Linked DNA regions of Mus musculus: all the other regions are linked to region 1. A link is a loop called in an ENCODE intact Hi-C map of the cell type or tissue named here. Cell type or tissue: heart. All regions are shown on one strand. Region 1 holds the start of Tmem164 (transmembrane protein 164). Region 2 overlaps Tmem164 (transmembrane protein 164). Region 3 has its middle 69 kb from the start of Gm25915. Region 4 has its middle 65 kb from the start of Tmem164. Region 5 has its middle 90 kb from the start of Gm25915.

The links. A loop is a pair of places that touch in the nucleus more often than their neighbours do. Peaks named below come from ENCODE experiments on the same cell type or tissue, not always from the same donor. Only the 100,000 strongest peaks of a DNase experiment are listed, where the experiment ranks them.
Region 2: a loop joins it to region 1, with 4 times the contacts of the local background. A loop is called at or near these places in 14 of 42 quality-filtered maps.
Region 3: it touches region 1 in a loop (2.4-fold over the local background); 10 of 42 quality-filtered maps call a loop at or near these places.
Region 4: a loop joins it to region 1, with 2.6 times the contacts of the local background. A loop is called at or near these places in 2 of 42 quality-filtered maps.
Region 5: it touches region 1 in a loop (1.9-fold over the local background); 4 of 42 quality-filtered maps call a loop at or near these places.

The regions. Positions count from the first base shown.
Region 1 is chrX:142,678,260-142,683,259 of GRCm38, reverse strand. It overlaps Tmem164 (transmembrane protein 164), which reads right to left and starts at 1,534. Exons shown (of 7, transcript NM_001199360.1): 1 at 1,321-1,534; 2 at 311-969. The coding sequence starts at 697. In heart, a CTCF peak has its summit at 1,777; DNase peaks (open chromatin) are centred at 19, 639, 1,539, 2,059 and 1 weaker place; H3K4me3 peaks cover 3,118 bases; H3K27ac peaks cover 3,968 bases; H3K27me3 peaks cover 441 bases.
Region 2 is chrX:142,806,357-142,811,356 of GRCm38, reverse strand. All of the region lies in intron 5 of Tmem164 (transmembrane protein 164), which reads right to left. Among named protein-coding and RNA genes, the nearest start is that of Mir652, 70 kb to the right of the region's middle. In heart, CTCF peaks have their summits at 2,698 (motif pointing right), 4,401 and 4,640 (motif pointing right); no DNase peak of the experiment used is centred here.
Region 3 is chrX:142,552,344-142,557,343 of GRCm38, reverse strand. No RefSeq gene overlaps it. Among named protein-coding and RNA genes, the nearest start is that of Gm25915, 69 kb to the right of the region's middle. In heart, a CTCF peak has its summit at 2,947; no DNase peak of the experiment used is centred here.
Region 4 is chrX:142,614,576-142,619,575 of GRCm38, reverse strand. No RefSeq gene overlaps it. Among named protein-coding and RNA genes, the nearest start is that of Tmem164, 65 kb to the left of the region's middle. In heart, no CTCF peak of the experiment used is centred here; no DNase peak of the experiment used is centred here.
Region 5 is chrX:142,572,825-142,577,824 of GRCm38, reverse strand. No RefSeq gene overlaps it. Among named protein-coding and RNA genes, the nearest start is that of Gm25915, 90 kb to the right of the region's middle. In heart, a CTCF peak has its summit at 2,293 (motif pointing right); no DNase peak of the experiment used is centred here; H3K27ac peaks cover 571 bases.

The DNA of each region.
Region 1 (5,000 bases):
CAGATGTGATCCTGAATGGTCACCTAGCTGGGGCTGGACTTCCTGCTGGTGAAAAGGCCAGGCCCCAGCAGAGCTGAGATGGGAGGGGCATGGGGCTCCAAGTGCAAGTCATTTCTAGGGTTCACCTCCACTGTGGGGCTGACCTGTTGTGCAATGCTGAAGTTTACTAGCACAAAAGCGGATGCTGGTTGGAAAAGCATTTGTAAGGGTCCCACTTCCCACGGGAACGAAGTGCTCTACACACCAGTGTCCTGAGCACGCTAATGACTCTTATCACTTAGGCTGCCCAGGAAAAAGTCAACAGACTCACATGCATCATGGTGACCAGGTGACAAGGGTTGAGCAGGTAGATGACGGTCTTGGTGGCGAACTTAAAGCCCACCTCCACCCCGAAGATCAGGCACAGGGCTACTAAGAGCAGATTCTTGCTCAGGCTCTCCTTGCCTTCCTCTGGCCGCTGGGTCACCTGCTGTGGCTGGCTGCTACGGCCACCCCTACCGTCCTCCTTCTGCCTCAGGATGTGCCGCAGGGCCACCAGGATCTCCAACAGGGCCAGGGTCAGGACCACCACACTTTCCAGCAGCCGCTGCTGCCAAGACAGGAAGGCAGCACAGTCGGGGCCCCCATTGCCTGCAAAACTGGGGTCGACGCCCCCATAGAGCCAGTCCAGGAGACTTTGGTAGCTATACCGGGACATGATGCAAAGTGGCTCCACTTGACTACGGTACAGGAAGCAAGAGCGAGATGGAACACGAGACCGAAGGGTTGCCCGGGCGGTGGAACATGTAAGGAGGGCACACCCGCACCCCCCTCTGGACACTGGGGCACCTAGAACAGGGGAGGGAAAGCTACACGCGAGGCCCGGGATAAAGTGCTGGCTCTAACTTGTCCCCACGGCTGTCTGGGGAGCCCCCCGCGCTTCTCCAGTGGCCACCAACGAGGCAGGGTTGAAAGGAGCCGTTGGCCAATCTAAAAGGAAGGAGAGGAAAAAAAGGTCTCAAAGAGGCAATTGCACGGGAATTAACGAAGCGGGGAGGGGTAACTAGTGAGGGAAGAAAAGGGGAACGGGAGTGGTGGCCAAGCAAGCACGGGTGAAGGCAAGTTGGAGGCCAAGAGGGTCAGGACTGGGACCTAGGGGGCCCGGCACTAGGCACTGCCGAGGGAGCCAAGCGGGAGGCAGAAGGGGGTGAGAGAGAGAGGGGACACGCGGAGGCTAGGAGAGAAGCTAGCAGGGCTGGGCAGGCGGGGAGGGCGACGGGGAGGGCAGGGACGCCGGACTCCTCGTCTCAGCCACTCCACGAGAGGGGGGGGGGGTCTTACTCCTGCAACCGCGTGGCCGTCTCTGCCCCCAGCTAGCAACTTCGCCGCCGACGGGGCCCCCTCTCCAGCCAATTTAGAGCAGTCCCGGTCCAGCCTCCCGCCCCTGGGTACACCCCCGAACCCCCAGCTCCACCCCCCCTGGCCCCTCACGCCCGCCCTCCGGGCCAGCGCCACCCTCAGCCCTCCGCCTGCTCCGGACCAGCCCCCCAGGCGCAGGCGGGCGGCGGGAGGAAGCCGAGAGGGAGGGCGGGGACGCGGGGCCAGCCAGGGGCCGGGCCATGGGGCCGCCACCCTCCGCCCCGCCGCCACCGCTCCATCTTCCCGCTCCTCCTCGTCCGGCCCCCCGAGGACTGGCCGCCGAGTCCCCCTGGGGCTCCACTCACCCGCTGCTCGGCTCCGCTGCCCGGGCTCCACCGAACTCTCCGTCTCCCCTCACTCCCCGCAGCCCCAGGCGGCACTCGGCTGGGCTCCCCAGGCGGCCGCAGCAGCAGCAGCAGCCGCCACCGCCGCCGCTCCGGCTCCTCCTCCTTGCCTTCCTCCCCCGGCAGCCGCCGCTCGCTTCCTCCGGTTTCCCCTCCCTCTCTCCACCCCCTCGTCGCCAACTCCCTCCACCTTCGGCCCTCCTCCCGTCCACTTCACCCCCTCCCTACACACACACACACACACACACACTCCTCCGATCCACTTCACTCCCTCCCTACACACACACATACACACACACACACACACACATACACACGTCTTCAAGCCACCACTGCCCCGCCTCGCAGCCTTCCCTCCACAGCCTACCCACTTCGTCCTCGCTTCCCACCTCCTGCCCTGCTTCCTCTCTGCTCCCCACCCCACCCCACCCCACCCCCGCCCCCACCCTGCTACCCTCGGAGGCCCCATCCCCGCCTCTTTCCTCCTCCTTCTCCAGCCTGGTCTTCTGCACTCCAAGCGTGCACTCGCGCACAGTTTTGCTCTTTCGCCACTGTGACTGAATTCACCTCCCCACCTAAGCCTGGCGGACTAACTCCTCCGTTGACCTGGTTCTCGGGCCACTACTTTGCATACCTGACCACATACTGGGCACTCAGCCGGTCCTCGCTAACTTCTAGGAGTAAGGCTGTGAAACTGATGGACAGGCTTTAGCTTGGGGAGTGTGCTGAGTATGGACTTCCTGCTTCCTCCCTTCGGCCTTGAAATGGGAGATTCAAAAAAAAAAAAAAAAAAAGACCATAAAAGTATTGCTCACCTTCTTGTCACAGCCTCACTTTCTTCTTGAGTGCCTAAATTTGAGGATTTCTCCTCGGACTCCTTCTAACCCAGCTCTGATGCTTTTCTCTCTCTCCCCCCTCCCCCCACCCTACACAAACCTTGCTGGCTCTCTCCCTCCTTCCCTCCTGCCGTCCTTCTTCCTCTCCGCCCCCTTCCGACCACAGCGAACCTTCAGTGATAGACTTGGTGGAGGAAAAGAAGATTCTCCTGACCTCTTTCCCTCCCCACCCCCGTCCCCCACCCGCAGAGAGAGACAGAGACAGAGACAGAGAGACACAGAGAGCGAGAGACAGAGAGAGCGCAGCTGCTTCCTAACCCCACCTTGGAAAGAACAGCCAGGAAAAGTGAGCGCTAGCTGGGTCCAGGGGGCCCCCTCTTCTCTGACGCTCTCTACCTCGTGGCTGGGCTGGCTCCTCTAAGGGCCGGTAATTAAGGAAAGAACTACTCAGAATGTACCTCATATTGGTTTAATATTTATTGCAGACTCGCATACGTTAGAAGAATATCCAGAAAAACCACAGTTAGGTACCTTGCTTAGGAAACACTTTCTGATGTCGACTGTAAGCCAGTCTTAAGATGTAAACTACAGTCTCCTGGATTATCAGGCCGATACCTTCCCATCCTTTGCAACCTAACAAATACAGCCAGGCAAGCTTGTCTGACTTTAAGCTTTTTGAAGCATCCACCAAAGGCAGGATGTTTTTCAAGAGGCTAACTAATAAAGAATGGCCAGGAACAAGATCAGTTCAGAGGCACTCACTTGGCCCTCCTTAGGCGGTTTTGTTGTTGTTGTTGTTGTTGGTTTTTTGGGGTTTTGTTTTGTTTTGTTTTTTCTGAATCTCGGCTGTATGACCAAAGAACAAAGTGAGGGGGCTCCGAGCACAGGAATGTAGCATCTGGAGGCCTCAAGTTCCTTATCTTTGAAGAAGGATGACAATATAGCTCATAGGGTTTTGCTCGTTCAAATGAGTTGACTTCTGTAAAACATTATTTCCTGTCTGTCACGTGGAGCGTATCCACTAAATACTACCTGTTGTTAAGAATCCAAGCAAGTGCCTTTAATTGGTGGTGGCCCACGCCTTTAATCCCAGCACTTGGGAGGCAGAGGCAGGCAGATTTCTGAGTTTGAGGCCAGCCTGGTCTATAGAGTGAGTTCCAGGACAGCCAGGGCTACACAGAGAAACCCTGTCTCAAAAAAACCAACCAAACAAACAAACAAAAAAAGAATCCAAGCAAGCATTTGCATGTGCCTTTAAGTGATACACTCCAATTCGGTGCCCTCCCCCACATCTACAGAAACAAGCCACCTTCCAAAACCCACGGAAAAATCACTCTTCTCAATCCCCCACCCAGCCTCCAGCGGGCTCTCCCTCCTCCAAACTTGTATAGCATTTGTTGCGTGCACTTCTCATTTTCTTCTGAATCACATACTGCCTTCCATTGTTCTCTCTGTGAGTCCTGCCTCCCACACCCAGCTCTTCCACCGACCGCATGGGAGGGTCTTAATGTTTTCTACACAAACATACCCCTCGGTGCCTAACAGAGTGACACATAGTAAACACCAAAGAAACACAAAGAAAGTGTTGCCCCTATAGGTAAAGAGGCAAGGAAGAAATTAAACAAATGATGGGTCGAATTTTAAGAACAACAACAAAAATGCTTTTTAAGTGCAGCATTTTTAAATTATTTTATTTATTTATTCATTCATTCATTCATTCATTCATTATGTGAGAGCACGGGACACTCAAGTACCATGTCATGTGTTTGGAAGTCCGAGGACAAGAGTCAGTTCTCTCCTCTCACCGTGTAGGTCCCGGGAGTCCAAGTCAAATCTTCAGGCTTGGCAGCAAAGTGCCTTTACCTGATTATCCATCTCACTGGCTCTTAGGGAAGTCCTAGTGCCCCATAGTGAAAAGGGAACCTGGTGTGGACTAGCAGTTTGAGCAGTTCAGAGCAGTTGCAAGAGAGGCTGCTCTGGGGCCCCTGGGGGGGGGGGGCATGGGTGCAGCAGGGTAGAGGGTGAGATAAAAGGAAGCCGGCAGGAGGTGGGAGGCAGGAGTAGGCTGTGAAGGGAAGACTGTGATATGGGGCATTGGTGGTTTAGGGACCACCTCCTTAAGGGTGATAAAGTGAGTAAGAGGAGAGCAAGGATGGAAGGAGCTGGTATTGGGGGAAGGGTTTTCCTGTGTCTTGTTTTGTTGTTGGTGGTGGTTTTTTGTTTGTTTGTTTGTTTTTGTGAGACAGGATCTACTTATGTAGCCCAGGCTGTCCTGGAACTTGGGTTCATAGATCAAGTTGGCCTGGAATGCACAGATCTACCTGATTTTGCCTCCCGAATGCTGGCCTTAAAGACATGCAAGTCTGTCTACCTGGCTTCTTGGGGAGGTTTTTGCTGGGGTGGGCTTTTCACTGATGCAGCT
Region 2 (5,000 bases), 130 kb before region 1:
AGACAGAAGGAAGGAAGGGAGGGAGGGAGGGAGGGAGGGAGGGAAGGAGGGAAGGAGGGAAGGAGGGAAGGAGGGAGGAAACACTGTTGCCAGGCAGTGGTAACTCATGCCTTTAATTCCAGGAAGTAGGTGAATTTCTGAGTTAGAAGCCAATTCCATCTACAGAGAGTTCAGGACAGCCATGGCTACCTAGAGAAACCCTGTCTCAAAATACCAAAATAAAACCCCGAACAAACAAAACTCAAAAACCAGACAAATAAACCCTGACCTGATAAAATGAGGCGGTTCTCCAGTGGTGTGGAGGGTAGGAAAGATGTGACAGAAGAAACATGTGACTCCGCGTGAATAAAGAGGTGAAGGAAATGGAGAGCAGCATTACAAGAATCCCCGTATGTTGACTTCTGGCTTTGCAGTCATGGGGACAGGCAGAATTTTGAGCATACAAAGAATAGGAAGGTTGAATATAGTGGGCAGGACGCTTGAAGAAGGTGGGGAAAGTTTGTACCTCAGCATTACTTGGGGCAATGTGTGGAGGATCTAAACAAAGACAGAAAATGGTGCTGACTGTTACACTGTAATAGGTATGCCTCAATGGCCTTCGTCAGAACCACTTGATTTTCTCCACTGGGCTAAGGCTGGGCACACTACAAAGGAACTGGAAAGTGCTCCTGTTAGAGGGGATAGGGGGATATGACATTCTCAGGAGCTGGTGAAAGGAATATTCCAGGGCTGGAGAGATGGCTCAGTGGTTAAGAGCACTGACTACTCTTCCAGAGGTCCTGAGTTCAATTCCCAGCAACCACATGGTGGCTCACTACCATCTGTAACGAGGTACGATGCCCTCTTCTGGAGTGTCTGAAGACAGTTACAGTGTACTTATTTATAAGAAATAAATAAATCTTAAAAAAAAAAAAAAAGCAAGCATGAATAGAGTGTTGAACAGCATTGTTTTAAAAAAAAAGAAAGGAAAATTCTGACTGGCCATGGTGGTACAAGCTAACTGGGAAGAGAAGAAGTTGAAAAGAATGACGTCACGGTCCAAAGAAATGGATGTAGCAGTTTATTATTTCAGAGAAAAACAAGGCCCAGGAGCTAAAAAGAAGGATGCTTGGAAATGAGAATAAGAAAGACAAATGCCACATTTTTCTCTCACTGAGGAAGCTAGGGGTGGGAGAAGACAGGAAACTAAACGTGAAGTACGAGGGATGCAGAAGAGGTGGGGAAGTGGAAGAGGAGAGGGGTTATTGAGGGTGGTAGAAGGGGCAAGTATAGTCAGAGCCCATTACATACATATACATATACATATACATATACATATACACATATACGTGTCTGTGTAAATGCTGTACTGAGATGCCCCACTTTGTACAAATGCACCAATAAAAAATTATTGTAACCATGCTGACAACTAAGTGAAACACAAACTCCCTTTCACTGAACTACATAAATGACCAATAAAAAAAGGAGAAGGAGGAGGACGACAATGACAACGACAACGACGACGAGGACAACGATGATGACGTTTGGAAGCTAGAGCTCAACAGGCCCAAACCTTGAGAAGGGAGGGATGCTACTAACATATTCTTCAATAAAAGTTTTCTCGGAATGCTGCCTGACTCTGCAAGAGAAATACTGAGAACCAAAGGCCACACACTTCAGAGAATGTGAGGGAACTGAACAATAACAACAACAAATCAGGTGACAGTAGTGGTCAAAAGTAGAGGAGAGATGGGCAGGGAAGACAGCTCAGTTGACAGGCTGCTGCCTAGTAAAGACAAGATCCTGAATTTGGTCCTGATGCTACAGAAGCCAGGCATAGGCGCCTCCCATTCCACATTCAGAAGGTGGAGGTCAGAGAACCAGAAGCATGAAGGGAGGGGGAGGGGTGGAGAGCCTGAAAAAAGAGAAAGCACATTTCCCCGAAGTGGAGATGAAACAATTAACTAGAGAGGACAGTACAGTTGCCAGGCAACACACAGGGCAGGGTCCACGGCACAGCCTTGGAGAAAACATAGGAGTCTTGGTTCTGCTAAGAGCTGCTGGCCAGGTGGTTTGATGAGCACCATTCAATCTCTCTACATCGTTTATTCTTCAATCTTTCTGCAGCATATGCAGTATCGCAGCTCACCCTATGTGCATATACGATTGCAGGGTGCAAGATACAATGAAGAAAAACACACAAACATTAACAAGAACAGAGACATAAACAAAGACAAGAACAACAACAACAGCAAAACAAACCAAAAAAACTAAAGGGAAATTTAATTCAGGAAACTAAAGGCAAAGTGTTGGGAGGAAAGGAAGTGCCAGGCAGGAAATGAAATTTGTGGACAAGAATGGCCATGTGGCCTGGGATGGTTGGTGGAAATGAGGAAGGAATGGGATTCCTACTTAACATTAGACAGCCCAGCTCCAGGAACAGGGACTTTGTGTTCCTGCCATACAGCACTCCTGAACCCTAGACATTCGTACAGAATAACAATCTTGAGTTAAAACCACCACGCGTTTCTTTCAGGAAATGTCTCAGAGTCTTGAGAATAGGAACCTGAAACTGTTTTCTTGGCTTCCAAGGGACTTAGCATCTCATCTCTCCAGATTCCTGCCTCCTCCCGAAGGGGTAGAGCCCAGGGCCAAGGACCCAAAGCAACACTAGCTTTACTTTGGAAGAGATACAGTGTTTTCTCTTCGTGCTCACAATCCCCACATGAACAGCAGATGGCAGCAAAGAGTTAGGAAAAACCCAGACAGGCCCAGGGAAACCGCTCTACAGCATTAGCACTGAAGGTAAAGGGCCTTCTAGTTCTATAGGTTGGTTAGGTGCTTTAACCCGGGACCTGGAGTGAAAGGGACGTCATTCTTCGTGTCTTGTCAGCTAGATCCTCACCCCACGCTCATGTGACAATGCGGGATTAGCATTAAAAGAACGTGCCACCCCTTCTAATGGTCCTATTTTGCATCTCGTGAGTTAGGGACCTCAGATAATAGCATCATTTCCTCTAGGGATATACAATTATCTTCCTGGAAATGGTGCAGGAATGTACAGATAACCTTTGGAAACAGCATTGTTTCCACATTCTGTCCACTCTGTGGCACTTACTATGCTGTGCTGCGATGCGATGCGATGCTCTGGCTTCCCCAGTTCCCCATTCACAACTAGGAATGCCTGCCACATAGGAGGCATTCGATGAGTCCACACTGAATAAATTGTTGAAGTGAAGCAGGAAAGAAAGGACACATGGAACGGGATTTCTAGGCTGCTGTGGTAAAGACAAAAACATCTAGCCCTCTGGACAGTATTGTCCGTGGGAGAAAGTCTTAGTCAGGGAAGGGAGTTTGGCTAGCCTTTGAATTCTAGCTTTGTTCCTTAGAGCAATGGACTGAGTGAGTATCTAATGTACTTGGCCTTAAATTTCTTGTCCATAGCAGGATCCATGAATAGACTATTTAACAGTGTGCATAAACAAAATATGCATAGTACACATATTCTGCACAGAAGAAGCACTCACAAAAAAGGTAGTTACTATTGTTTACTGTGATTTTGATCACCGTTGCTGGTGCCACAGCTTCTCCTCAAGTGGAAGTGAAGGAGTCTTTAAATCTAGGAAGAGGGGGCTGGCGAGATGGCTCAGCAGATAAGAGCACTGACTGCTCTTCCAGACGTCCTAAGTTCAAATCCCAGCAACCACATGGTGGCTCACAATGATCTGTAATGGAATCCAATGCCCTCTTCTGGTATGTCTGAAGACAGCGACAGTGTACTTATAATAATAAATAAATCTTTGGGCCAGAGTGAGCGGTGTTGACCAGAGCGAGCAGAGGTGCAAACAGCTCACAGCCAGCTGCACAGCTACAGGGTACTCATATACATAAACTAAATAAATAAATCTTTTTTTTTTAAACTAGAAAGAGAGTAGCCATGTAGACTCAGAATCCAAATTCCTCAGCTCACCTGCCTCCAAGAACACAGAAACTGACCCAACAGAAGGCTGCAGAAAATCACCCCTATTTAGAGCTGGCATCCCATCCTAGGCTGTCTTCCCCTTAATTCCCCCCACTCCCACCCCAGAAGGAAGAAGGTACAAAATCATTTCAGTAACAAGCATGTGGATTTGCTCACACTTCCAAGCACCCATCTCAGAAGAAAGTACCAATAAGATAGCTATCTATGGGGCTGGGGGAGGGCCTGGTTCCATTCGGAATGCATGTCGTCCTTAAGTTTGACTATTACTAATTAAACCACTGCCCATGCCACCAGGGCCAGAGCTGGGAAACGGCAAGAGTCTCCTGGACGTAGGAATGTCAGAAGTCTCTGGAAGCTCAGTAAGGAAAAGACGACTTTTCCTTAGCAGCTTGAGACCCCTAGTGGTAGGTTAAAGCAGCCTCAAAGAATAGTCAAGTTTGGAAAAACTGGTCTGACAGGACCAGTAAATACTGCAAGGGGACGACAGCTGGTGAGCCCAAGGGCCCACGTGGCCTCAGGCCATGTTTAAAGTGACAGAAATGGAACTTGGCTGCCTGAAATGCAGGAGGAAAGGGTTTGTCTCCCAGAAAGTCCCAGCAACCTGGACAGACAGGCTCTGCAGAGAAAAGCCTCCACTTCTGGACGCTTTCGGGATACAAGAGAACGACAGCCTTCAGTCTCCAGCAGAGAGCACCAGAGCTTCAGTTCCCTTTGCAGCCTGCCTCTGCCAGGTCAGCGCTACCTCCGTCTTAGCGACAGGGACAGACGTACTCATTTCTTATATGGAGGACGATGCTTTCATCTGCCTCTCTTCAATTCCACTATCTCCTATTCTGTGCCCTTCTCACCCTTTCCGGAGCTTCTCCGGTTCTGAGATCACAGACATAAAAAGCAAGAATGCAAAGTCTCTCTCCGGAGAAGATGGAGCGCTTCCTGCTTTCCTACTCTGAAGTACACCCTGACCCAGGGGGAGGCGGAAGCAATAAGAACAGCACAGTGTTCCGGCTGCTGTGCAAACCCTAGGACACCACCAACCAAG
Region 3 (5,000 bases), 130 kb after region 1:
GACTTTACTTCAAAAGCAAGACATAAGCAGTATGCACAGGCTCTGGAAGCCAAGAGCTTTTGAAGAAACTGGTATAAAAATTTTCATTTTGAGACATGGTTGAGACAGCTCTCGTAGGCTTAGAATTCTACATATAGACAGGATGACCTTGAACTTACAGAGATCTACCTGCCTCTACCTCATGAGTACTGAGATTAAAGACGTGCACCACCATGGTCAGCTCACATTAAAAAAAAAAATCTTTGGAGACCATTCCAAACTTAACCAGAATTTCCCTGAGGCTACACATCCTGTTTATATATCCCATACAACAATTCATCCATTTCACAGGAAAATATTAATATCTGATGTTAATTATTGCTCCAGATCTGACTTGGTATGTTTGGTATAAGTTTTGTACTCCATTTATGAAATCCAGAGAATTCTGACATTCTAAAACACCCGTAGTAACAAAGGACATAAGTATGACATTAAATGTTGAGACTTGGTTATTAAGCAATGATTTTTCTTTTGATTATTCTGCACATGTGAATGGGGGTGGTATACATACATGTGGAGGTCAGGGGACAACTTGTGAAAGTTTATTCTTTCCTTCATCTTATGGATCTCAGGGACTGAGCTAGGATTGTCAGGCTTGACGCCGAGACACCTTACAGGTCTATGCTTGCTCCCTCCCTCCCTCCCTCCCTCCCTCCCTCCCTCCCTCCCTCCCTCCCTTCCACCTTCCCTTCCATCTTCCTTTCCACCTTCCCTTCCTCCCTCCCTTCCTTCTTTTTTCTTTCTATGGTTTTTATTTTGTTCATTTATGCATATGGGTACTTTGTCTGCATGTATTTCTGTACACCAGAGGAGGGCATCGGCTCTCATGACAGATGGTTGTGAGCCACCATGTGGGTGCTGGGATTTGAACTCAGGACCTCTGAAAGAACAGCCAGTCCTCTTAACTGCTGAGCCATCTCTCCAGTTCTTCCTTCCTTCCTTCCTTCCTTCCTTCCTTTCTTTCTTTCTTTCTTTCTTTCTTTCTTTCTTTCTTTCTTTCTTCCTTTCCTTCCTTTCCTTTCTTTCTTTCTTTCCTTTCTTTCTTTCTTTCTTTTCTTTCTTTCCTTTCTTTCTTTCCTTTCTTTCTTTCCTTTCTTTCTTTTCTTTCTTTCTTTCTTTCTTTCTTTCTTTCTTTCTTTCTTTCTTTCCTTTCTTTCTTTCATTTCTTTTCTTTCCTTCCTTCCTTTCCTTCCTTCCTTTCCTTCCTTCCTTCCTTCCTTTCTTTCTTTCTTTCTTTCTTTCTTTCTTTCTTTCTTTCTTTCTTTCTTTCTTTCTTTCTTTCTTTCTTTCTTTCTTTTTTCGAGACAGGGTTTCTCTGTATAGCCCTGGCTGTCCTGGAACTCACTCTGTAGACCAGGCTGGCCTCTAACTCAGAAATCCACCTCCCTCTGCCTCCCAAGTGCTGGGATTAAAGGCGTGAGCCACCGCACCTGGCAGTAACTCACTTCCAGTCCTCTTTCTATGTTTTTAAAGGGCAAAAAGAAAGGGAAGAGGATTGAGCCAGGTGAGACAACCAAGGGCATCTGATCACAAACCTTTATCCTCCTCCTCCTCCTCCTCCTCCTCCTCCTCCTCCTCCTCCTTCTCCTACTCTCAGCTCCCACTTCTACCCATCTTCCTTGGCCTCTGCTCGTTTTTCTCTCTCTGGCTTCCATGACTCATTTGTATCCTTCATCTAATATAATTTTGTTGCAGAAAAATGTCTGTAACATGCCTCACATTTCCTCTCCATCCTTGAGACTCCACATCTTCCTCTCCCTGTGTCTGGCTTAACTTTCACCTCTCTGTTTTGGGATCCTGTCTCTTTCACCTGTGCCTTCCTTCTTTCTGCCTACTATATAAAAAAGCCACTGTCCCATGACTTCTGATCATCACCTCTGGACCTATCTTTTTTTCCCCCATTTCTCCTTTCTGAGGCTATTTTTATCATTTTTATCTATGCACATCCTTTTCTTTTTTCCTTCCCCCATCTCCCTGTTTACTTTTGAAACAGGTATAATTTCATGTGTGTGGTGGCACATACATATAATGCATGTACTCTGGATGCTGAGGCAGGAGGATCATGAGTTTCATACTAGCTATGGCTATATATTAATACTCTATGAACATATAATTAAAAAAACCAAACAAGAGGACATATTAAAGTTAAAAGGCAAGCCATTTTTTTCTTAAACAGCAAGTTTATTATAACGGAATTGCATATTTAAAGTATACAACTTGATAACACATATATTTACCAGTTAAGTAACTTCCACAATGTAAACACTAAGTGTATACTTCACTCCTCTAAAATTTCCATAGGCTCCTTACCAGTCTCTCCTTCCATTGTTATGGTTTGAATATGCTGTGCTTCCCACAGGCTCATGTGTTAGAATATTTTTTTTTACCCCAGCCGGTGGTGCTGTTTTGGAAGCTTGTAGAACCTTTAACGTGATGCCTGGCTGCCAGAAGTGAGTCACTGAGTGGGGTGAGCCTTGAGATTTAGAGTCTGACCCTCTCTCCCTCTCTCTGCTTTCTGTTCTGGCGACACCTAAGAGTGACAGAGACCCTCTGGCCCAGAGCTACTGCTAGCATTCCTTTTGGACCTGTAGCCTCTCAAACTACAGCTCAAAACAAGCTTCACCTCTCATCAGGCATTTGGTCAGGGCAAGAAGAAAAGGAACAAATATATACCATTCTTTCCCCCTTCCCTCATGATCTCAAGAAACCTCTGGCTTATTTCTGTTGATATATATTAGAGGGAGTAGGACAATTCAAAGAAAACTATTCAGAATGCACAGTGGTGTGCTTTGATGTGTCTAAAAAATCAAATCATGATGGCAATATATACATGATGATGTTAGCCTCGTTTCAGAAGCCATTTGGAGAATGAAGAGATTAATTTTGAACGATAGGCCCTCTAGTGGCGCATGGAGAATGACAAGCCTTCCAGACTGAGAAAGCAAGTTGGGTTGAACCTTCAACCCCTGCACCCTAATAAAGCCAAAGTCCTAGTTGTTGAAGTGCGTGAGCAACAGTCTGTCTACCACCTTGGAACACAGCCAGGTGATGTGTATGAATCGACCTGGCATTGCTCTGTATTGAAGCAGACTTATGGAAATGCACACTTCATTTATGGCATCTCAGATCTCAGCTGCATGGGTAAATTGGCAAATCCTTTTTAACAGGGATCCCAAGAGACTTTTCACTGTGACAGTGTAAGTGACTACCTGAAATCATACCTTTTTTTTTTCTTTTTTTCTTTTTTTTTTTCTGGAAAGCCACACTAGGAGAATAGGAATGCTGTGCGATTGTGGGAAGAAATTCCTGTCTAAGAAGGGATGGGTTTCTGATCATCCCCCTCTCAGTTTCCCAAGTCACAGCTTCAAAGCATCCAAGTCAGTGCATTTTAAGTGATAGCCATTGTGGTGGTTTGAATGACAATGGCTCCCATAGGCTCATATATTTGAATGTTTGGTTCCCAGTTGGTGGACTGTTTGGGAAGGATTTGGAAGTGTGGCCTTACTGGAAGGAGGTGTGTTTGTGTGGGATTTTGAGGCAGAGTCTTTCTATGTAGCCCTAGTTGTCCTGGAACTCAATATGTAGACCAAGCTGACCTTGAACTCACAGAGATCCACTTTTTGTCTTCCTAGTGCTAAGATTAAAGGCATGCATGACCACACTCAGCCCATCTTCCTGGGTTTTTTTTTTTTTTGTTTGTTTGTTTGTCTTGTCTTGTCTTGTCTTGTCTTGTCTTGTTTTGTTTTGTTTTGTTTTGTTTGACACAAGGTCTCTCCCTGGACTGGAGCACATTGATTTGGTTGGTCTGGTTGGCCAGTAAGTCTCAGAAATCCACCTGTCACTGTGATCAAAGTGCTGAGATTATGAGTGCCCTCTGCCTGGCTTGCTTCTCTCTCTCTCTCTCTCTCTCTCTCTCTCTCTCTCTCTCATTAGTTTATTCTTTGTGACAGGATCACTCTATGTTGTCCTGGCTGTCCTGGAACTCACTATGTAGATCAGGCAGACCTCAAACCTACAGAGATTTGCCTGTTTCTGCCTCCTGAGGGCTGCGATTAAAGGTGTGCACCACTGCCCAGCATAACTCTGCCTGGCTATCTGTGAGGGTGCCGAGGATCAAACTCAGGCCTCATGCTGTGTGGCAATCACTTTAGCAACTGAGCTTTCTCCCTAGATCAGCATACCCTTCTTTTCAAGAGCCAGTCTATTTTCCCTAAAGTTTATTAACTTTAAAGTTATTAACTATGAAGTTTGAGTTTCATCTCCATACATATGTGTGCTATTATATTTTGTTTTCATTCCTCTCCCCACACTGTCCTCCCTTCTTCCAACTACTACCTGCTGCTGTTGGCTTATTTTTCCACCTATGTTTCATGTCCTATATCTCACCTCTCTTATGGTCACTTCTAACCCTTTCATGATTCCTTTTCAAATTTCATGGCCTATTCACCCATGCATATATACATAGACATGTACGTGTACTGACACTTAATTTTAAATCTAGGTTTTATATATGTAAGTGAAAACGCGAAGTATTTGTCTTTCTGAGTCTGACTTATCTCGCTTGGTTTCCAGTTTCATTTATTTTCCTGCAAATGTCATGATTTCACCTTTCTTTTCCAAAGAATCAGGCAAAACACTTCATAAGATGTCAAACTCCACAGGGGACCCAAGATCTATAATCTTTCAACAGGGCAAATTCAAGTTATCAAAGACTTTGGTATTTCCTTAAAATAGTTTGGCAACCAACCTCAAGATTCTGGAAAATTAGACAAGTGGTTTTCATTATGTAATCTTTTATGTATTTGGCTATGAACTGCCCAGGGGACCTACTTAAAAATATTGCACAAAGTTTAGCCCTCACTCAACCCTACTAAATCCGAATGTTTGGAACGCTCATTTCTCCCAGGTTGCTGAATAGACCTGGTTGCATAGATAAACTCTTGAGAACTGCTGAGTTTGCA
Region 4 (5,000 bases), 64 kb after region 1:
TGCGAATGTGGTAGACATAAACCCACACAGGTACATATGAAAAAAGAATATTAAAAAGTATATCATTTATGTATGTTAAATCCTCACTACATTCCGAATTGCTTCTTGCTAAATAACCTAAAAGAATTGTCATAAACTGTATCGTTACTTACATTTTTGCATATGTACAAAGAATTATGAAGGTAAACTGGGTATCTATAGGTCACATAGCTGATAAACAAGGCTAATTGATGACCTAAGATGACAGTCTGATGCTAGAGTCTGTGCTCCTATTTATTCTGCTTAAGATACTGCCTTTTGATGCTACTGGTGATGGTGAGGTCATTCTTGTTCAAAGCCAAGGTCAAGTGAACCAAGGAAAGGTTTCTGCAACACTGTCGGAGAACTAAGGCAATCTGTGTTGGCTCTTACTCTGCCTTCCTATTGCTCGGGTCTACTGTGCCTGAGGGGGTTTTGTTTGCTTTTGTTTGGTTTGGTTTGGTTTGTTTTGATAAGGGTCTCACTATGTAGAGAGTTTTTATTTTGGTTTGGTTTTCCACCGGTTTTGCAGACTCCTAGTTCTGTCCCTTTGAAATACTCATTGAATTTGGTGTTCACATCAGACTAACTACCCGGATTTCATCTTCAACTTCTTCCCTGATTGGTGACTTTTGAATCACTTCAGTCTTTAAGGACTTTAGGTCCCCAGTGTCTTCTAACCAGATTCTTAGCATCAGGCTCCCAGGATCCCAATATTAATATAGAATCCTGGGATGTTGTTGTTCTGCTGAGAAGAGGAATGCAGGCCTTTCATCCCTCCCACAGCTATCTGCATCTGCTGGCTGCTTTCACATAGTCATTCTTGGGTCTCCTAATTCTTGACCAAAAAAATCTATTCAAGCATATAAAAAAAGCCAAGCCAAGAACATGGACTTACTGGTGGCTCAGGATCTTGGCACCACAACTGTATTAAATAGCATTTGTTGCTTTTCCTGCTCACAGCTGTGATATAACCCAGCCAGTCTAGGAACAGGAAGTAGGAGTGCTCTACAGGACCTCTGTATTTCCTGGTCCTTTTTCTTTTTCAGAAGGGGGGACGAATTTGTCCCAAACCAGTCATTTGTTAATGTTTGTTACTGTTTTCTTCTATGGTTAGATGCATTGAAGATAGTTGGATGTAGCAGATGGGAAGAGAGTTAAAAGAAGCTGGTGTCATGGAAGGTTTTTTTTTTTTTTAACCAATTGTGCTATCCAATTACAGTAGATAATAAGAGCTTCAACTTGGTCTGGCAAAAGATAGACTTAGTTCCCTTAGCTTTGTGGAAAGCCTGATTATGCTCTAACTTTGATAATGTTTAAACACCTTCTTGACATTCATCAAATCCTAGGGAAGAGGTCCTCAAACTATGGTTGGGACCCCCACAGGGGTCACATAAGACCATTGGAAAACACAGATACTACATCACAATTCATAACTGTAGCAAAATTACATTTATGAGGTAGCAATGAAAATAATTTTATGATTGGGGTCACCACAACATGAGGAACTGTATTTAAGGGTCAAGGCATTAGGAAAATTGAGAACATCTGCTTTATAGCATCTACATTAGTGTACTCTAGGCGGTGTGGAGTTAATCACTTCCTCTCTTTTGCGGCTTTAATCACACCATTCTTTCTCTTTCCTAAAAAGACTGAGCAAGTCTCTCATGCGAACATCAAAACAACTACACCAGATCCATGTTTGCAAAGAATTGACTGCATGGATTCTGGAGCCTCACTCAGCACCTAGGATTTGTGTTTTGTTTTGTTTTTAGACAGGGTTTCATGTATCCCAGGATGTCCTTGAACTCACTAAGTAGCCAAGTATGAACTTGAAGTCCTGATCTATCAAGCCTTGAACTATCAAGTGTGATACTGAACGTAACCTTTTCCTGGAGATGGGCTCTTACATAGCCTGGACTACCTTCAACCTAGCAATCTTTCTGCCTCCGCTTCCTAAGTGTTATGATTATAAGCATAGAGCGTTATATCTGATGGATGCCTGATTTTATAACCTTTACATCTGTGATTTTAGATAACATACTAAATGTCTCTATTTCCCATTCTCTCTCCTAACATGCAAATAATAACATCACTTGTGTTACTAAGTTGCTATAAGAAATAAATTAGTATGTATAAGGAAGTTAGAACATTGTTTGACAGTAGTGAGTGCTACTATAAATGTTAAACCCATCAATAGTATATGTTCACAAAATAATTATCTGTTGAATATTTTTGAGGTAGCCAGAGCTTGACAAACATTTTTCATAGAAGGGCACATGGTAATTACTTTTAGTTTTTAAAACCTTTTTTAAAACCTTTTTTAAACAAACAAACAAAACAAAACAAAAACACTAAACTACTCAAATATGCTACTGCAGCATGAAAAAAAGTCACGGATGATATGTAGATAAATTGCTATGGCTGTCTGTATGTGAATTCAATTTTTTCTATTTTTTACAAAACCAAAGTGGGATGGGTTTAAGCCACAAGTCACTGATGCCAATGATGCTAGGGAATGTGACAATATGAAAGTGTAACGAGCATGTAAATAAGAAATAAGATCAGAGCCGGGCGGTGGTGGCGCACGCCTTTAATCCCAGCACTCGGGAGGTAGAGGCAGGCAGATTTCTGAGTTCGAGGCCAGCCTGGTCTACAAAGTGAGTTTGAGGCCAGCCTGGTCTACAAAGTGAGTTCCAGGACAGGCAGGGCTATACAGAGAAACCCTGTCTCGAAAAAACCAAAAAGAAAAAATGAAAAAAAAAAAAGAAAAGAAAAGAAAAGAAAAGAAAAGAAAAGAAAAGAGAAGAAGTAAGATCAGGACCCAGGAGGATGTTCCAGTCGGCTTATGTCAGCTGTGTGTAGTAGATAAGAATGAAGCAATAACCCATGATAATAACTTCATGATGTAATGCTAGAGTGTGAGTGGCTAGAATATGACTATACCCTTGTAGCAAATAAAAGCAGAGACTTGCTGCAGGCAGACAGAACACGTTGATGCTGTTACAGTAAAGACTCTTGTCCCATCTTGATTGCTGACCAGAGGAAGACCGAGGGTGCTGAGATCAAGGATCTAGAGGATGGATCCATCGCCTGAGACATGCTGAGCAACAGACAGATCTCAAGCCTTGCCTTCATCTCTGAGTCAGGTACGGCATGTGTGTGTTACGGACTGATGCTTGTCATCGTGGTGAATGGACCTTGAGATAAAACGGTATCTGGACTCCCTCTCTCCTTCCCGGCCTTAAGCTGGACAAGACTGGCGAGAGAAAGACACATGGAATCATTTTAACTAGGGTAGAAGACAAATATTCCACAGAAATGATGGGCTCTTTCCAAAGTATCAGCAAAATATTTTCTGAGAAAGTAGTATCAAACTGACATGAAAGATGGGCTTACCCTGGTAAAGGAAGCCAAGGAACAGCATAAGTGAGTTATACCCTACCTTATAGACATCACCCTTGAAAACCAGGGGTATGGAGCTGGAGAGATAGCTCAGCAACTAAGAGGACCCAGCTCAATTCCCAGCACAAAACATGATGCTAACAGACATCTGTAACTCCAGTTCTAGGGGATCTGACACTCTTTTCTGGCCTCTGTCAACACCAGGCATGTAGTGTGGTACATAAACACACATGCAGACTATGGTGGTTTGAATGTAAATGACCCCCATAGGCTCATATGTTTGAATGCTTGGTCCTCAGTTGGTGGAACTGTTTGGGAAGGATTAAAAGATGTGGCCTTGTTGGAGGAGGTATATCACTGTCTTTTGGGGTTTCAAAAGACTAGCATCATTAGAGTTAGTTCTTTCTGCCTCCTGCCTGTGGATCAATATATGAGCTTTCAGGTGCTCCAGCCAACATGCTTGCTGATTGCTACCATGCATTGGTGAACTCTTAGCTCTCTAAAACTGGAAGCCCAATTAAATGCTTTCTTTTATAAGTTGTCTTAGTAATTGTGTTTTATTGCAGCAATGTAAAGCAATGTAAAGTCACTAATATAGAGGCCAAACACCTGTATGCATAAATAAACAAGCCAATAAATTAAGTTTTGGAGATGGAACCCTGGACTAGAGATATGGCTCAGTGGCATAGAACATTTGTTCTTCCAGAGAACCTGGGTTCAATTCTCAATACACACATGGTAGCTGATAACCATCTATAACTCTGGTCTCAGGGGATCTGATGCCTTCTTCTGACCTCCACGACACCAGGAACTTGCATGATACACAGATACATGTAAGCCAAATACATATGCATTAAATAAATAATAAATGGATGTCCTAAATGCTTCCCACATTTCCATTCATCTAGTTAAGGAAAAAATAATGAAGATTTTTTGGTTTTGTTTTTGTTTATTTTGAAACAGGTTACCACTATGTAGCCCTGGCTGGCCAGAAACTCATCTCTAAAGTCAAAAAGCTAGTAAGCAGGGGTTGCAGAGATGGCTCAGTGACTAAGAGAACTTCCAGCAAACCTAAGTGGTTCATATCACCATGTCAGGCAGCTTACACATAACACCAACTCCAGAAGAACAAATGGCCTCTTCTGGATCCCAAAGGCACCTGCACAGGTGTGGTATATGCACATACACAGATATACTCATACACATGTATTTTTTTTTTAAATCTTAAATTGAAGCTGGTAAGTAGAACAGTCCAGATTCAAATTCCAGACTCTCAATTTTAAAAAAAGATTTATTTATTTATTTATTTATTATATGTAAGTACACTGTGGCTGTCTTCAGGCACACCAGAAGAGGGCACTTGATCCCATTATAGGTGGTTGTGAGCCACCATGTGGTTGCTGGGAATTGAACTCAGGACCCCTGGAAGATCAGTCAGTGCTCTTAACTGCTGAGCCATCTCTCCAGCCCGACTCTCAAATTCTTAAGCAATATATTACATTGTTTCCTACATGCACCATATATATATATTTAATGGCATTCTGTCTACCCCTTTCCACTAAAGAGAGACAATCTTT
Region 5 (5,000 bases), 110 kb after region 1:
ATACAGCCTGGGCCCAGGTAGTGGGAGGCAATGGGAGGAAAGAGCTGGGCCCTGCCCCTGAACAGTGATGTGCAAACAGAGCTTGGAGGGCTTAGAGGATGTGGCCAGAATAGGGAGTCAGAAAGAGAGAAAGGGTGAGAGGGCAAAGTCCTTCCTCTGCCTTCCCTTATCTCTCTTACCACCTGTATCCACTTCCTTTCCTTTATCCACTTCCTCTCTCCTGTCACGCTAATTCTTCTACCCGCACCCCTACACTTTCTTCTTGTTTACTCTCCAAACATAAAAAAAAAAAAAAAAACCAAAAAACCCGATATCCCTTCTCTGCTGCATGATGCTCTTCTATGTACTCAGGACTGTTTCCTTGAAGAGCCGAGCTCATTCTAATCAAAACCCCTAATGTGAATTCAACTATGAAAAACAAGAAAGCTGCTTGGGGGCTGGGGAGATGGCTCCGTTGGTAAAGCCACATAAGCTTCATGGTTCGAGTGTGGATCCTCACATAAAAAGCCGGACTTGACGGCATATGCTTACAATATCCGAGCTGGGTAGGGGCATCCCTCAGGTTTGCTAAGCAGCTAGTCTCGATCAGCCAATGCGTTCCAGGTCAGTGTGAGATTCTGCCTCATGGGGGTGTGATGCACCAGTCAGGCCTCATGCTGCATGGCTTTCATTCCAGCACCTGGGAGGCAGAGACAGGAGAGTGTCTGTGAAGGGGGACCAGGAGAGAGGGCCGTGTTTGGGATGTAAATAAATAAATAAATAAATAAATACAAACAAACAACATCTGTGAGGTAAAGACCAGCCAGGGCTAAATAGTGAGACTCTGTCTCAGAAATAAACTAACTGGTCATGGTGACACACACAGGCAGATCTTTGTGAGTTCAAGCCAGCCAGGGCCATAGAGTGAGATTCTGTCTCAATAAATAAATAAACAAGCACACCTAGATAGATCACACCCAAACACATGTGCTGGTTGGTGCACATGAGCGCGCACACACACACACACACACACACACACACACACACACACACACGGAGGCAGGAGAAAAGAAGAGAGAGACAGAGATAGAGACAGAGACAGAGAGCCACTTGAGTAAGGCCTGTGAGGGGGGAAAGACCAGGAAAGCTCTAGAATCCCATTGGTGTCTGGAGGAGCAGGGTAGGGAGAAGTGGACAGGCTAGTTTGGGAAAGTTCTTAGCTGCTGGAGAAACCCTGCAGCTTGCTTTAAACACCAAAGGCCCCGAGGTGCTGGGTAGGGTCTGTAGCTGTGGGGTAAGGATGTTGAAAGGCCAGTGTGGAGTGTGCTGAGAATGGGAAAAACAAAAACAAAAACAAAAACAAAAAACCCTCTCTCTAGGGAGCTACCGGATTGGGATTGCTTCTTTGTCACTTAGCTCTCTGTGCATTCTGACAGGGCCACTGTTTGCTGGGCATGTGATGTTTCGAGAAGCAAAAAATAGCCTGTGGTAGCTGCAAGAGGCTCTGTTTATAGAGTTCCGGCCTTCACACCACCTGTGAGTTACTCAGATCCAAGCAGTCCTTTGGGGGTTAAAAAAAAAAAAAAAAAGGAACAGGCTTTCTCTGAAGAGCCCATGGGCTACAAAAGGATCTCTTCCAAGTTAGCTTTTCATCTTTCTCCCATCTCTAGGACCAGGCATGCTGCCTCCTGGGCCCTCTCTTTCCTGGATATGTTTTTGGGTCCTGCGTACTTCTCCATTTCCCTGTACCCTCCTCTCAGCAAAGCAGATCCCCACTCACTCTCTCTTTAATTTTTAAATCTTTTTTTTTTTTACTTAATTTTCTTTCTTCAAGTCTCAGTAGGCAGCCTAATCTAGCCTGCAGCCTACAACTGTGTCGCCTTAGCTGACCGTGCAGTTAGGATTGACCTACCTCAGATCATAGCGTACTAGGATTATAGGTGGCATTTCCCTTCTCTTTCGCTACATACCGGTTGAGGAAGCTAAGCTGGTTTCAGCAATGCTAACTCCTTCCAAAATGCTGCTACTACAGATCGCGGTGTTCTTGGAAGCTACCACAGCAGGGTAACAGGTCCCCCTCCCCAGTTCACTGTTTTGTTCCTATGGATTGATTTTGTTTGTTTGTTTTGAGACAGAGTCTCACATAGCATTGGCTGGCCTCAAAGTTAATGTAGCCAAGGATGACTCTAAACTCCTGTCTCCCCTTCTGGAGCACTGAGGTTACGGGCGTGTACCACCACACTTGGTTTATGCAAGATTCAGGATTGACCCTGGGAGTTCCATACATGCTAGGCAAGCACTCTACCACCCGGGGGCGCTATTCACAGTCCGCTGGACCACCAAATTCTTTAAGCAAGCGACAGATAGTGTGACTTTCAAGCAGGCAGGTCATAAGTGTGCTATTTTTGAAGCATGAGGGGGCTTTGTCTGCCAAGTCATCCCTGCAATCTAGGTTAGTAGCTATAGTCCCCGTTTATGTCTCAGACTAGCCTCCATATGCCCTTAGAGTCGGGATTAGACATTCAAAAACAGTCTTAAGGGCTCAGATGGCTCTGCAACTGAAAGAACTCTAGTGGCTAGATAGCCTGATCTCTTTAGCAAACTGGAGAGTGTATGCCTATCTGTACTATGAAATGGTGTGAAAAAGGAGATAATAAACTGTCACAGAAAGCTTTGCCTCCATGCTAGGCAGATAAGAAGGAGTAATGAGGCAGAGGTGAATGTGGGAGGGAATCTATGCTCTGTTCAAAGAGGGCAGATTGCTATACAGCCCCAGCTCAATATCGCTATGTGTTAGACTGTGTAACGAGAGATGTCAGGGCTTTCAGGTTTTCAAGAGAACTCCAAGAGCTGATGCCTGTTAATGCAAAAATTTCCTCACTGTTCAATGTTATCATCAGTTAACTGGAAAATAGGATATAAATATTAAGCATGAAAGCAAAGCTCATTGCTGGGCTGCACTGGGCCCTGAGTAGTGTCTGCTGGAGGGCATCGGAATGGAGAATTTAGCATTAAATCATCCCAGACTTCTTTAATATTTATGGTCAATCTATATGTATAAATATGTATGTGGAGAAAGAGACAGAAATTGTACACATTTATATGGCACGCGGTGATATTTCAATACATACTCAAAATGAGCAATGATCATATCTATGCAATTAGCACAGCCATCCCTTAAGATACTTATCATTGCTTCAGGTTTGGGAGCATCAGAAAACCTCTCCACCAGACATTTTCATGTATTATGTTAATTGCTGTCACTCATGGTAACAGTACTGTGTGTATGGCACACTAGAAGTCATTTCTCCTATCCACCCACATGCTTATACTTACTAGCCACCTTCTTCCTAATACCATCTCCCTACTACTAGGTTCATGGGGGCTACCTTTATCCTCTCAAGTTCAATCAGATCAACAATTTTTAGATGCCACATATGAGAGATCATGCGGTACATGCCCTTCTGAACTAACTTTATAAATAGCTTCATGACCCATTCATGTTATCAGAATGTCTATGGACCCAGAATACTTATGCTTCGGCTTTTTTTTTTCTTCTTCTTAAAGATAGCTCAGTGGTTAGGATCACCAGCTGCTCTTCCAGATGACATAGTCCGATTCTCAACACCCATATGGTGGCTCCTATCTGTAACCTCATTTCAAGGGATCCGACACCTTCTTCTGGCTTCTGCAGGTACTGCACACATGAGCATAGACATACAGGCAGGGGAAATACCCATACACATAAAGACAACAAAAAAAATGAAGTCTATGGTTTTTGTTTGGTTTTGAGACAGTTTCTCTATTTAACCTTGGCTGGCTGAAACTCACAGAGATCTGCCTGTCTTTGTCTCCCAAGTGCAATGCCACGCCCACCAAGCCTATGTCCTTTGATGCGAATGTGTCCCTGAATGCTAAGTGCCACTCATCTATATTAGACTGGGTGCAGAATATACTGATCTCAGAACATAGCAGCTAGAGTACACCCCAGTTAGGAAAGCAAATCTTCAGTGAAAATAACTCAGTGTCCACCCCGAAGTCAATCCTCTTAGGAATCTCCAGCAGGATAGAAAAAGAGGCATTGACTCTGATGAATAGAAGTTGAGAGGGAGAATTTGCTTGGAAGATATGTAAGTTATTTCTTTTTGTCTAAAACCTTTTCAACTGACTTATAAACATAACTAATCCCCAATGTATTAGAGATCCTTCTTTTTCTCACCATTGACTTTCTTTCTGATATTCTAGGTTATATAGAAAGACCCTGGCTCAACTGTGTCCTAAAATCTCCACAACTATTTATTGAATATCTCCTGCATATTGAATATTGTGCTGGCCATTCACATAAAACAACAAGCAAGACACATGCCACTACTACTATCCTCTGGAGCTAAAGAAGATTAATTAGATCCAGAGAAGGAAACTCATGAAGTATGCTCTGTGACCTGGGACAATACATATACATGGAGATGCCACCATATTCTGAGACTATAGCATAATATTATGATTTTTTTTGTTTGGTTTGAGATAGGGTCTCACTATGTAGCTTTAGCTGGCTTGGAACTTATTATGTAGAGTTAGTTGGCTTCCAACTCATAGAAATCCACCTGCCTCAGCCTCCCTAGTGTTGGAATTACAGTTATATACCACTGCACCATGTAATAGCATGCTTTGTAACAACAACAACAACAACCACAACAAAATAGAAGCTGGAGAGATGGCTCAGTGTATAAGAGCACATACTTCTCTTGTAGAGGCCCCAAGTTCAATTCCCAGCACCCATATCAGATGGTTTACAACTTCCTGTAACTCCAGCTCCAGGGGATCTTATGCCTTTGGCCTCTGTGGGCAATGACATTCACATGTACATACTCCTACACAGACACACACAGATAATTTTTAAAAATAATGTAGAATCTTTAAAAAGGAGGAAAAATTGTGTGGGCCTTCGAATCAAACAGTCTTCTATTTGACTTCATTTTCTACCTGTGTATCTTTGGGCAACTTTCTAATATGTCTTTATG